Linked DNA regions of Homo sapiens: region 2 is linked to region 1. The links are chromatin contacts, found by Hi-C in ENCODE. All regions are on one chromosome and are shown on one strand. Each heading gives the region's core, a stretch centred on a gene start or an enhancer-like site at or near the end of the contact. The rest is flanking DNA. Distances are from core to core; before and after follow the strand shown. Region 1 overlaps TTLL5 (tubulin tyrosine ligase like 5). Region 2 has its middle 60 kb from the start of GPATCH2L.

The links. A loop is a pair of places that touch in the nucleus more often than their neighbours do. Pooled maps may share reads with other maps.
Region 2: a loop to region 1 is called in a map of psoas muscle, with 2.7 times the contacts of the local background. The contact joins two enhancer-like sites. A Hi-C loop is called at or near these places in 3 of 168 maps with a recorded cell type or tissue (dorsolateral prefrontal cortex, endothelial cell of umbilical vein and psoas muscle) and 6 of 50 pooled maps.

The regions. Positions count from the first base shown.
Region 1 is chr14:75,707,908-75,715,101 of GRCh38, reverse strand. The region is part of intron 9 of TTLL5 (tubulin tyrosine ligase like 5); the gene reads right to left. Among named protein-coding and RNA genes, the nearest start is that of TTLL5, 50 kb to the right of the region's middle. RefSeq lists an enhancer at 3,114-3,223. Within about 2 kb of position 3,026, at least 27 of the 41 ENCODE cell types and tissues checked have a DNase peak (open chromatin) inside an H3K27ac peak, as active enhancers do; they include psoas muscle, where a contact is called at or near this core.
Region 2 is chr14:76,088,746-76,095,939 of GRCh38, reverse strand. No RefSeq gene overlaps it. Among named protein-coding and RNA genes, the nearest start is that of GPATCH2L, 60 kb to the left of the region's middle. Within about 2 kb of position 4,684, at least 6 of the 41 ENCODE cell types and tissues checked have a DNase peak (open chromatin) inside an H3K27ac peak, as active enhancers do; they include psoas muscle, where a contact is called at or near this core.

The DNA.
Region 1 (7,194 bases), core at 1,777-4,276:
TAAATAAATATGTTAAAGATACTGCGAGCCAGATTTCCTGCTGTTGGAAAAGAGATTTTAAAATATGAAAAGCAAAAAACAAGAAGGAACTCTGTAGTTTTGAACTAGAATTGTGCGTACTAGTATAAACTTCTATTTTTCAACAATACATTAGAGACAGATATAGAAATACAGATGTACAAGTGTATATGTACATAAATACATAATTTCCTAACTCTGCTCATGGCCAGGGTCTGAAAGCAGAAATGCCCCAAAACAATGAGCGTATCTAGCACCCAGATATTGATTTCTAAATATTATACTCCAAGAAAAAGCAACCAGTGCTCCTTGGAGAAATGGTTGATTCCAGGGATAGAATAGAGAAAGAACAAGATGAGCCTGAAACATCTTGTGCTCAAAGAATGATAAAGACATGTCAAAAGGACACAAAGCCAGCTTGAGAGGTCTCCCACTGGCCAAATCTGGGACAATTTGAGCATCAAAATAAATCATGATAGTAAAGAATTATAACCCATTAAATAAAACAGGAACGCTTGAGTCTGCATTGGTATAAATAAATAGATGAATAAATAAACGAGAAGATAAAGCTCTTCCTCACAGAAAAATGCCAAGAAATAAAAGTTATGATGGAATTAAAAAATCATCATTTGGCAACTATTACAGCAATAATTCATTAAGGCAAGAAAAATCAATAGATTTTTCTTAAAAATGAGAAATGAGATGAAGAATGAAATTTTACATGATTTAAAGTATCTCCTTATAAAATACTTACTAATTACAAAGGGTAAGACCAAATAATTTTACAGTGGAGGAATCTAGCAGATGACCTAAAGCAAATGGTCAAACACCACTAAATGACTAGCATGTGCCATCACATATAATGCAATGACAAGAATTAGTATCACTTTTGTGGTATTCTGGCCCCAAATGCATTACCTAGGTCTCTTCATGAGAAAATATCAGACAAGCCCAAACTGAGGGACAATCCACAAAATGACTGGCCTGTAATCTTCAAAAATGCTGAGATCATGAAAGTCAAAGAAAGACTAAGGAACTGTTTCAGACTGAAGGAGACTACGGAGACCCGACGGCTAAATACAACATGTGATCCTTGATTGGATCCTTTTGTAATTAAAAAAAAAAAAAATCTTAGGACAATTGGCAGAATTGGAATGAGATCTCTAGACATAGGGTAAAAGGTAATTTTTCATATAATTCTTACAGCTCTGACAACTCTATAAGTTCAAAACGGTTTCAAAATTAAAAGTGTAAAAAAGTGCTTTGTTTCACAGTAAAAATCTACATGTTCAAGCCTCACTTAACAAACCAGATCTGGCAATACCAGTATCAGCTGCTGGCACTAAATAGTAAATGCCTTTAGATGAGACATGTACTCTCCATTCTCCAGTCTCCACTCTTCCTTCAGTGAATGTACTTGTGAGCATTTATGTTAGTGACCTTTGATTTAGACCATCACATATTATCAAATTTCATCTTCTCTAGGTCTGAAGTTTCAACACCATTTCTCTATTAACAATAACCTAAAAGAGCACTATTTACTAGGTACCCCAGGACCAAGTTTGCACATACAACCATTCGTCACTTAACAATGGGGATATGCTCTGAGAAATGCATTGATAGGCCAATTTCATCGTTGTGTGAACATCATAGAGCGTATTTACACAAACCTGGATGGTATAGCCTACTACACACCTAGGATAGATAATACAGCTTCTTGCTTGTAGGCTACAAACCTGTACAGCATTGTACTATACTGAATACTGTAGGCAACTGGAACACAATGGTAAGTATTTGTGTATCTAAACATAGAAAAAGTAATACATTGTGTTATGATGTTACAATGTCACTAGGCGACAGAAATTTTTCAGCTCCATTACAATCTTATGGGATACCATAGTATATGTGGTCCTTCCTTGCCCATTGTTATAAAGCACATGACTACATGACCACACTTATCCTAATGTAGACCAAAATTTACACGATGGAGTCAGTCTTGTATCTCCCTCTTAATGAGATCAAGATTTAGGAAAGTTCTCACGACAGACCTTTAAGGCTTTGACCTTTAAGCTAACAAAAGGTGGGAGAGTTCCTACTTTCTTTGTTAAATTTGAAACCCTAGGTACTATTTTGCAGCCTATTGATGAATATAGAACTATTTGCCGCCCCCTCCCCCCTTTTTAACCACAATGAAAACAAATATGAATTGTTTTGGACAATATCTTTATTTTGACAATAAATTTTTAAATCACAAGTTACATTTCCTTTTCGCTTTCTAATGTTTCTCACTGAGAATCAAGATAGTGATCAAGATAATTTGATCAAGAGAATCAAGATAATTTGTCTAAAAGTCTGAATGTCTGTGTGGAGAAAAGATTTCAATGTTTGGCATATGGTAGGGACTTGGCAAACATTAACTGAAACTGCACTGGAGTTGCTTGCTCCAAGATCTTTACCAATATGGAACCAAAACAAGAAGGAAAGCAGAGAGTTAGTGGGATCTTTTAAACTCTCTTCCCCTATTCAAAAACCAGTTTGTTCTTCTAAGAATATGACCCCACATGTTCTTTTTTTTTTTTTTTGTCCTGCTGTTTTCTTAAAAACTTTTTTTTGATACCAATATCTTCTTATGGTCAGAGTCACAGGCATTCTAGATGTAGAAGCTTAACATCCTCTTTGGTAGTTATATTTTCTGACAAACATTCACTACAAATGTACCAAGAAAAGAGAAGGCCAGCCTCGACCTCGCTGTGGCACATGAGTTATCCTTCAACAGGTGTAGGCATTTTGAGTCAGAGAGGCCTGGACAATGAAGAGACAGCACCTCAGGCAGCCTTGCCAGGAGCCACTGGGTTTCATCCTGGCCTGACCCAGAAAAATCTTATGGAAGAGAACAAGAGGCCCAAGAGCTCTCTGATCTGCTGTCAACCAGCTGCAGCCGGGAGACTGCCAAAGCGCTGCAGTGACTAGGCAGCGCCCTACAGAGCCGTCTGGGAGGGGATTACCAGCCTGATCCCTTGTCTTTAGAGCCAGAAATGACTCAAACTTCACAAACAGCAAGGGCCTGCCAGGGAGGGTGACAATGAGCACTGGAAAGGGTTTTCTCCCCCTTGTTGGTGTCTCTTCCCCCCTACTTGCTGCTGTGGCAGATTCTGGACAGTGTGCAGCCTGTGAGGTAATCTGAATTCCTTGGCAACCAGCAAGTACCTGAATTCTTTCAAAACCACAGGAATCCAGCAGAGAAAAGGTAAATATCCCTGCAGAGCCAGTGTTAATTAGCAAGGAAGGCTACTGAAGAAGGAACTGGGGGTGGGGAGAAAGGGAAAGGCACTACAAATGTTTTGGGGTCTTTTCTGAATTTCCACTGAATAATATGGCTGAGGCAGAAAAAAGGCCATTCCAACCGGGACCTTCCCAGAATCCTCTCTTCCCACCTCCGCCGCATGGGTGGAACTCAGCTCCCTGGATGGATACTTGCATGCCCCCCAAGTTGCTAGAGCTGCCTATCTTTGGGTCTCTGGCAACATATTTAGTTTTTAACTCCATTTTGTTTTAATTTTTTTGAAATTTTTATTTTTCCTGTTTCAGTGAAAATCTGGCTATTAGCTTCATCTCAGAAAGGGCTCTGTCAACTCATCTAAACCCAATACTGGATCCACCTAAAGCTGTAAAATCCAGGACAAAATCTTTTTGGAGTCCACCCCTGACAGGAAAAAGAATCTGCACCATTTTGGTAGAGCATAGCACCCCTCTGTGGAAACTGAGTGTCCCCTGGTGGTGCAAAACAGCAACACGCAAGTAAAATTCAAAAGCACAGGGGACCTCTGAGGGCTACTGTGGGAATCACAAAAAGCTGCACCCAAATACCAGGGGGACAATTGCAACACTTCTTCAATACTATACCCACACATGAGAAAACAGTGAGAGCTCTCCCACTTCTTATGTTAATAAAACAATAAGGACAACTGAAAACACTCATCTATACAGAAACTAGGGTTTTCACGAATTTAATTTTGTGTTAAAAAATTTTACACAAAATAACTTATATCACAAAACTGTCTTGTGAAATGAATTTAATCTTTCTGTCGCCTAGTATTAATTTGAGGTCCAAAACAGAAGTGATAGGGTGTAAGGGAATTCATTTCTAAAGAAGGAAATGAATTGTATTTGCCTCCTGTTCCGTCTCTTTAGGAAAGATTATGGTTTTTCTTGTTGAGCCTCAACGTAACCCAATAATCTCATCCCAAACTGATGATCTTCAGTTATGTCTACATAAATTACATGTGGCCCAAGATAACTAAAAGCTGCAGATCTGGAGATGCTACAGACTATCGACATAGTTGAACAGACTCTGAGGGTTACAACAAAGCAAGTGAATGTCAAGATACATAATTAGTGAAGACACAAGAACTTAGGCACATTGAAATTACTGCACGGAACAATGTGCCCTCGCAGGACTCCCGCAAACAGTGCATCATATTGCCATGCGTTATGCTTTTGTAAAGCTTTGATAAAGCTTTTATATTCACCTACACTTTCAGGTAAACCTAACCAAAGCCCTGAAAATTCATGTGGCTTTCTGGTTCTACTTGGTCTGAGTTTTTTAAAAGCTGTTTTTCTAATTATTCTGTGAAAAAACATCCATTGTGTGTGTGTGTGTGTGTGTGTGTGTGTGTGTGTGTGTATAAATTTTTTTGTTTCTGCTGGAAGCAAAAGGGTTATACTTAATTCAGTAGATTCTGACTTCCAACACACAACCAGTAGCCAAAGCACTTGCATATTTGTAGTAAATTCTATAATAAACATTGGTACTGTTGTTCTCATGTTGTGCTCTGAACCAGAAAGGTCTTAAAATTATGCCAAATTTTACCCATAGAGAGGGCTGTTAATATTGTAGGTGAAAATATCTTTGGAATATTAAGCAAAACATATTGCTATGATGTCCTTGAGAAACAGTGAAGCACAACCTCCATCTCTTTTCTCTATTCCCAAAGTCCAATTTTTGGCAGGACATAATCAGTTTCTAAAACTTGACACAGGAGAGAAGTGAAGGTGAGGATGAGCAGAGGAAGGAGAATGATGAAACTCATAACACAAAAGAGAGAAAGCTCAGAAGTCTCAAATTATAAAGCTGAAAATCCTCAGAACCTTGCATATCTGAGAAGTCAGGACTGTATTTTACCATCATTTTGTTTTAAATAATATAGGGAATAGGCTTTTTCTTGGTCTTTTTTTTTTTTTTTTTTTTTTTTTTTAATGAGATGGGGTCTCACAATGTTGCCCAAACTGGTCTTGAACTCCTGGCCTCAGGCAATCCTCCCGTCTCGGCCTCCCAAAGTGCTAGGATTACAGGTGTGAGCCACCACGCCTGGCCAGGAATAGGCTTTTATACCTAATTTTGTATAGTGATACTTCAAAACGTGAGAGCACGTGTGTCTACAAATATTATCGACAATTTCTTTCCTATAAAAACCTGATTAGAGCTAGTAGTCAGCTCATGTTCAGATGCCTGGTCCAGCCCTTTATCTAATAACTGCGAGATGTTTCAGTTCTTCCCTTTCTCAATTTTCAAGGAAGAGGCCAGAACTAGGGAGTTTTGGTAGTCTCCAATGTTCCCAGGGCTCAAACTCAAAATCTCAGTTAAGAATATGACAGGACTTATAAATGCTGTGACTGCCACCTAGAGGCGAACGGAACACAGAGCTCCACCAGCGAGGTTTGGTTAGTCTGCTCTCACTGATTTCAAGTCATAGGATACATGTGAAAAAAACTAAGTCTCTAAAATCATTAAAAGACCATTCTAAAATAATAGTTGTCAGAGTACAATAATATCTGTCAAAGCACCTGTACATAAATAGGTAGCCTTCTTTTATCCATGGTATTTCCCATCTTCCAATTGCATTTTCTAAAATACAGAAACATACACAGACCAGGCTTTTTTAGCTTGTCGTGACCACTCACAGATGCAAATCACCTCCTAAACTGCTATGCTTTATAACAAGCTTGTCCAACCTGAGGCCCACAGGCTGCATACAGCCCAGGACAGCTTTGAATGTGGCCCAACACAAATTTATAAAGTTTCTCAAAATATTATGAGTTTTTTGCAATTTTTTTTAAGCTCATCAGCTATTGTTAGTGTATTTTAGGTATGGCCCAAGACAATTCTTCTTCCAATGTGGCCCAGGGAAGCCAAAAGATTGGACACCCCTGCTCTATATCAAAGGCACTACGCATAAAAAGAACTTCAGGGCAAACTAGTTGGCTAATACAAAAATTTAGTTTTGTTGGGGGGAAGAACACAGCATAGTAGTTACATACTTATTTTAAACAATTTAAAGGGTTTACAAAAACAATTACCTGTAAAATTCTGTGGCTAGAGGAAACAAAACTTCAAAATATAACAACTTGAACTTAATCTTGTAAGTCACATTACCTTAAAACTTAGAAAGCACCTCAACAGGCCAGGTGTGGTGGCTCACACCTGTAATCCCAGCACTTTGGGAGGCTGAGGCAGGCGGATCACGAGGTCAGGAGATCGAGACCATCCTGGCTAACACAGTGAAACCTCGTCTCTACTAAAAATACAAAACATTAGCCAGGCATGGTGGGGGGCACCTGTTGTCCCAGCTACTCAGGAGGCTGAGGCAGGAGAATGGCGTGAACCTGGAGGCAGAGCTTGCAGTGAGCCGAGATCACGCCATCTCAAAAACAAACAAAAAAAAGCACCTTAACAAAAAGAGAACAATGTATGTACAACCACTGTAAAGTAACTTGCATGTTAAGGAAAAAAAAAAAAACCCTCAATTAATACCTTCCAAATATGAGAGGGCATGAAATTGTCTGAGCCCTGAGCTCTGGAGTCAGATCCATGAGGTCAAATCCCCATTCCACTTCTCCCACCTCTAAATCTGTTTCCTCAACTGCAAAAATGCATCAACTAAAAGGTTGTTGCGAGGATGAAAATAAATGCCTGGCATATAATAGGCAAATACAGGTAGGATTTTATTTTTCTTTCTACATCTATCCTGAAGAATAACAGCAAATTATCTTAATATCCTAGGAGCTTCATAACAATTGTCACTGCAGGAAAATACCATATGATCCTGGATCAGTGCTGGGGAAGATGTTTACACACCTTATGTGTGGACATGCAGTGAGACTACAGACAAATAAGCC
Region 2 (7,194 bases), core at 3,435-5,934, 380 kb before region 1:
CTGTAAACTGCTTTGAGAAACACTGATCTTACGCCAGGGAGGGTATTCGACCTGGAGCACGGGCCTATTTCATGTCCAGATCATTCAGAAAATACATGTGGCAGCAGCTGGCAAAGGACAGACAGTAGGAGGGTGGGGAGGGGTGAACCTGTGCCTCCTACGTGAGCTCTACAAAGGAGGGCAAAAGTGCCACCTGCGTACAGGGAGGAGTCGCGCACCAGAATTGGCCTTGCTTGTCAAGCCTTGGTCACCTGGCATTGGCGCTGACAGACATTACCACTGCCATCTCCTTTGACCAGTGGTCACAAACTCAAAATGTCCACAGAAACCACAGGAAGAGAACAGGCAGGGAATGGGGGAGCTGGAGAGACAGCCTAAGCCCTGTCCCAGGGTCTCCAGTCAGTGCCATGAGGGAAAGTAGGCTTGGCATTGCCAGATCTTTCAAACTAGCAGAGGTCTTCTTGTTTTTACCGTGAGCCAACAGTTTGCAACCTCTCTGCCTTAGACAAAGGTTCTCGAATGGGGTAGGGCTTTGGGAAGGCGCTTATTTAAAATGCATAGTCTCAGGTCTTTCCTGCCGTCAGACTCTAACCCAGTAGGTCAAGGGGCCCAGGAACCTGTATGTTTAATAAGCCCTGCAGGTGCTTCAGATGCAGGTGGACCAGGGCCAGGTGGCTACCTCTGAGAAACCCTTCCTGGCAGGTGTTGCCATTTTGCCTCTAGACTCAAGGAAAACAACTTAGTGGCCCACTTAAAGGTGGTCAGAAGGAAAACCTGATGTCCTTGGTGCAAGGTGAGACTCCCTGGGTTCAGTGCTCCCTTTATGCAAAGTCAATGGGCAGAGCTTCCAAGGGGCAGAGCCACCCGGCATTGACCATGGATGTGTGTTCCTCACTGAGGGAGACCCCAGAGGAGGGACAGAACTTTGCTGCACCCCAAGTCAGGAAGAGGATCCAGCAGATCACCAACAGAAACACAAAACAGGGACGGACACTACTCACTCATCTGGTGCTTCTTGAGGATGGAATGAGAAAGGCCTGGGCTTAAGCCTCAGTTTCTCTTCTCTCTGAAATGGGCATGATTGCAGTACCCACCTCACAATTGAGAAGACTGAGTGGGATAATGTACAGAAAGCATTTTGCACGTTGCCTGACAACTGGTAAGAGCTTCAGACATGTTCGTTAGTATTATTATTGGAGGTTGGTAACATGCAGGAAGACATAGCTAACAAGGGCACTGCAGGGATGAAGGAAGACACAGCTAACACGGGCCCTGCAGGGACTTTACTCTTAGTCTTAACCACGTGCAAAGCCATCTAGGTGAATAGCACCTAACACGGTGTCTGGCCACAGAGCACTTCCCAATATGCATTAAAAACAAATGCTCAAAGGGCCCTCAGGAGATACCAACCCTGATTTTCCTTCTAAGTCCAAATATGACACCCCACCCCAAATACAGACTGGCTTAGCTCTTCAAGCCAGGCCTCCTTGCTCCGGCATGGGCCACTGTGTCCTCCCCACGTGGTCTAGCCCCTCTGGCTCCCCCTCACCCCCATTGCCTTGGAAAAACCATCCCAGAAGACGAGTGCTCCCTCTGCCACTTTCTTACCCAGCAGGTCATTAGAAAAGAGTCAAACAGACGCCTGTCCTTCCAGCATGCTGAAAGGCTAGCTCTGAGCCTGCACAGCGCCCTGGCCTGGGGTCTTGGCTGAGGGGCACTGCCTGAGGGGGCACTGGAGGCCCCTGTGCCTCCTGATCTAGCTCTCAGGGGCTCAGGGGATGCTGCAGTCTGGCAGAAAGAATTTGGAGGTGAGCCAGTGCTGGGCTGGAACAGGGTCCCTGCCAGGTTGTCATGAGAAGGCGGTGGAAGGAAGCAGGCTCAATCTGAACGGTCATCCCTGGTGGGGGTTAACGAGGAAACCGAATTGTGGATGGGGAATCTATGGCGTAAAGTGCACCACTGAAAAGAATGAGTAGAGAGTCACCGACAGAACAAGGAGAGAGGCACCGACAGAACGAGGAGAGAGGCACCGACAGAACGAGGAGAGAGGCACCGACAGAACGAGAAGAGAGGCACCGACAGAACGAGAAGAGAGGCACCGATGGGAAAGTTCTGCAAGGTGTGCTGGCAAGAGGAAAAAGCAAGTTACAGGCCATACTTGCAGAGTGGCTCCAATTACATAAAGAAAGCCAAGCTCCTGGTCTCTATTTGTCCACCTATGTGTACATCAGTGCCCTGAATTATCTGAAAGGGCACACCCTGCTCACCTCTGGGGAGGGCTGTGGAATGGGTGGGGGCAGAGCAGAGTGAAAAGGGATTTTTAATATATTTAAATATATAGCTTTACATTTAGTGAATATGCATTAATTGTTTAAATAAAGATGATATTTAAAAAATAGGATTGTGTGACCTTTAAAAGGGGTATTATTATTATTATTTTTTTTAAAGATCTGGCATCAAAAGTTCTTATATCCTCCAGGTCAAAAATACGATTGCAATGCAAAAGATGGCACATCCTGCTCTCTCGGGGTGATGGACTTTTTAAACAGCCTGGGGCCCTCAAGTTTCCCTGTGTCCTCCCTAATCTGGGCTCAACAAACCTGCACTTCCACAAGAATGTCAAAAACAGCTCCCAAATGCCTGTGTTTTACTTCAAATTGGACCATCTGCTCTCTCCAATAGTCAAATCTGCTAGATTTTCCTTTCCAAATGTAATCATGGAAAACAAAACTGAAGATGAAATTGAAAGGCTAGCTCTGAGCCTGCACAGTGCCCTGCCCTGGGGTCTTGGCTGAGGGGCACTCCTTGGGGGGCATTGAAGGCCCCTCTGCTTCCTGACCTAGCTCTCAGGGGGTTGGGGAATGCTGCAAAATGCCAGAGACGGTGGGGGACAGACAGGAGCTCCCCAACTCACCCACCTGAGATGGTGAGGGCTGATGGGGGAAAATCTTTATAGTCTGGTTCATTGGGGTATGAATCACATACAATAAAAATCATCCTTTTTTGGCCACGTGCAAAAAAGTAATCCCAGTACTTTGGGAGGCCGAGGTGGACGGGGCAGATCACTTGATGCCAGGAGTTCAAGACCAACCTGGCCAACATGGCAAAACCCCATCTCTATTAAAAATACAAAAATTAGCCAGACGTGGTCACAAACGCCTGTAATCCCAGCTACTTCGGAGGCTGAGGCAGGAGGAACCCAGAAGCTGGAGGTTGCAGTGAGCCAAGATCGTGCCATTGCACTTCAGCCTGGGTAACAGAGCAAAACTCTGTCTCAACAACAACAAAATTCATCTTTTTTTAAAGCGTAAGGTTTCATGAGGTTTTCAAATACAACAAACGGACATATGACTGCCACCACAATCAAGATATGGAACATTTCCACCCCCTAATCCCCACCCCTCAGCAACTTTCTCTCTGGTTCCTTTAAAGTCAATCCTTGCCCTGCCCCACTCCCCTAGGTTGGTTAATTTCTGTTCCCTAAAGAGCTAAATAATTTTTTCCCTCTTTGCTTAGTTCTCCTACTAAGTGCCATCTCCCCCATCTATGTAGCCTCAGTCTCCACCTAGAGAGGCACCTTCCTGTTCAACCTGTGTTCTACTGCCTTTGTCCTTACAACTGCAAGACCACGTTGGAGGGCCTTGTGCCTTAGGGATGGTGGGAAGCGGTCCTTCCTCTCCTGTCAGAACAAGCTGGCCCCTTCACAAAACCCACAGTAGCCTCTGCTCTGCCATCAGAGCATGCCCTGCCCCCTTCTGCCATATCAGAGAGGTGGCTTTACTTCCCGGCACCTGCCCCGGCAAGGTCTGGGGTGCAACTGCTTCTACATCTCTTCTCCCACATCCAGAGATGATCCCCAGATCCTGAGAGGCAACAGGTGTCGCTATAGAGGGCAGGCATCTCCTGTCTCCTGGCAGGCCTAGTATGTCATGATATCCCTTGTTCTCTGCCCATAAAGCCACCAACAGAGGCTATCCGTGCCCTACCTCAGCAAGAAGACACCAAGTTGGCTTCTACTCCTGCTGAGAGGGGACCAAATTCTTGCCGAGTGCCCCCTGAGGGGCTTCCAGCTCCTCCTTTTCAGGCCTTCTCAGTTGGGTTGGATTCCACATTGGTGCTTACCTGAATGAAAGAGGGATCTGCTACTGGCGCCCCACCGGGGATCCCTGACCTGAATCTCACCCACACTAGGGTTCATGAGCCATCTGGCTTTGGAGGTGAGCCTGCTCCCTATCCCTGTAACAGGCTGTGTCTTCTCAGCCCTGGCCAGGAGTTGTTGCCCCCTGAGTCTAGCTGGGCCACCACCAGCTCTCTGTTTGGCTCATCTGGGAAGCAGACACCAACGCGGAGCTGGAAGTGCAGGAGATTTACTGAGGGTAATTCCTGGGAAAGATCAAGGGGGAGGCGAAGGAGCAGGAGCAGGAAAAGCCTTCAGGTGGTGATGAGGGTCTGAGGCCTGAGAAAGGGGAGAGGGCAGGAAGGAGGACTGGAGGGCAAGTGTCTCAGACAGCAGCACAGCTTGGAGAAAGTTCTGGCCTCCCCACGGGGAACGCCGTGCAAAGATTGCAGCAGAAAGTCCTGTGCTGGCCAGAAATGGTGAGCCCTTGTACCACTGCCATGTTCAGTCACAGGCTGGGAAGCACATGGTCTCAGCCTGGACACGGAGTGGCCTGTGTAGAGACGCTGCTGGCTGCTAGGTGGCCCCCGAGGCCTCTTTATAATGCCTACACCGGCGGAGGCCGGAGAAGGAAGAAGGCAAACCTCCCACCTTTTCCTGTGACAGCTGAGCACAGGACAGACACCATCCACGTTGGGCACCTGGCAAAGGGTCCTGTTACTGGTCCTGGAAATAGCCTAGGACTCTGCTTCAACTCTTGTCAGATGTGTGCCAGACACAGAGTTAGACTGATCAGAGGAGGAGAACCCGTGGTAGGGAAACTGGGCCTTCTCCACAGCTTGCATGATGTGAGGTTAGATGGCAGGCAAGGGCCCTGGTTACTGACAAAGGATGCTGGCTTTTGTTAGTAACCAGGGTCCAGGCTCAGGAACATGACCTTGGTTGGATAAGTGTCGTTGGGGGACAGAATCCTCACTGGTAAAATGAGAAGATTGGGCAGGGCTCTTAAAGTGAATGCCTGCGTGGCCAGGCAGGAATGCGTCCGCGGAAGCACGTGGGCTGATCACCTGCTACTCATTAAAAGCTGTTGCTTCTCAGCTCCAGTCAATAGCTGCTCTAAGAACAGCAGCTCCAGAGTAGCCAGATCCTCCCATTTTCTTTCTTTTTCTTTTTCTTTCTTTTTTTATTTTTTATTTTTATTTTTTTGAGACGGAGTCTCACCCTGTTGCCCAGGCTGGAGTGCAGTGGTGCGATCTTAACTCATTGCAACCTCCACCACCCAGGTTCTAGCAATTCTTCTGCCTCAGACTCCCGAGTAGCTGGGACTACAGGCGCGTGCCACCACGCCCAGCTAATTTTTGTATTTTTAGTAGAAATGGGGTTTCACCGTGTTAGCCAGGATGGTCTCGATCTCCTGGCCTCGTGATCTGCCCACCTCACCCTCCCGAAGTGCTGGGATTACAGGCATGAGCCACCATGCACGGCCGATCCTCCCATTTTCTAAGAGAAGCTGGAAGCTGCAATTAATTTTCTGGATAGAAATAAGCAGCTGAACTTTGGGAGCAAGCAGTTATTTTCCAAGAGAAGCTGGAAGTCTAAACCTTTCAGTTTTAAATGTTGATAATTAACAAAACAATTAAAAACAGTGCATGAGCCAAACCCAACATGTCCTGTGAGTCAGCATCAGCCTATGGCCTCCAGTTTGTGACCTTGGGGTAGATGCCCACTCAGGTCCGGTCAGGTCCTAATGCCCTGTGATTTATGATCAGGCACAACAAGTGACCACTGCCTGCCCATTCAATGTGATCAGAACTAATCTTCATTGAGGGCTTACTTTGTGCCAGACACTTAACAAGCATCAGCTCAACAAGCATCAGCTCATTTAATCATCACAATAGCCCTGTGATTCAGGAATGATTTTCAGCGTCACTCCACAGATGAGAAAACTGAGGCTCAAGGAGTTATGAGAACATACCCAAGGTCGTACAGCTGCGACGTGGAAGAGCACAGATGTGAACCTGGCATCATCCCATTCTCAGCCACCACGCCTGCCTGCCTTGCTTCCTCTGGGCTGACCATCAACTCACAAGGGACACTTCAGCACCACGCAGCCCACATAGCATCCAGGGAAATTCTGGGACTGACACTTAAGAGGAAGTCCCCAAATTCTTGTTCATTCTCCATTCAGGGCTGTGGCTCTCTCACCCCTCCTGTGCTGTCCTTTGGGGACACACCTGCAGTCTGCTGGCGGACGTGTGGCTGCTGGGTGGAATCTACCGCCGCTAAAGGTCTGGAAGAGATAGCGTTCTGCAGGATTCTTTCTGGTCTTCTCCCAGCCCCTCCTTGGCCAGGTGTTTTCTTGTGGGGAGCACAGGAAGGGGATGCTCTCCCTCCTCCCCGAGGCAGCGCTGGTGGCTGCAGCTGCAGCAGCTGTTCCTGGGTGGGCTGGCCAGCCAGCGTTCGGTGGGAGCCAAGAGCCCCTGCAGCCTGGGAATTCTGGGCTAATGCTCAGTCCTGGCATGGTCTCCTCTCTCACTGACCCCTCCAGTCCAGGTCACCACGACAGATGCTAGGAACATATGCCGTGAATTAATTCACTCCGGCACAGCCACAGAAGAACGGCTTCTTCCTCGTTCTGCTCCCACCACCCTTGCTTTCTGATTTCTGCCTTGCCAAAAGAAAAATCAACATTTTCCCCTTCCCTTGCTTCTAACACCCACTCCACTGGGCCTTCTCTTCAATATCCTGAGCCCGCTGACAAAGGCATTTGGCTCCTAGAGACTTCCTCACCCCCACATCCCAAGTAGGATCAAAGGGCCAAGAAGGAGCCAGATGTCCCCCTTTCCAGCTTTTTTGTCTCCAGATAGATCATGTCCCTGTTCCTGGAACTGATGAGTGCTCGTTTCCTTTTCTTAAAGAAAGGTTGTCTCTCCTTTAGGGGCCAGAATCTCCCCACCCTTCTAGTCTTTCCTTACATTTAACTCAAATCACTCCTGCTGCAATGAATTTCCTGGATAGAAACAAGCAGCTGAACTTTGAGAGCACGCAGGTTTGTTATTTCTCATCTTCATTCTCTC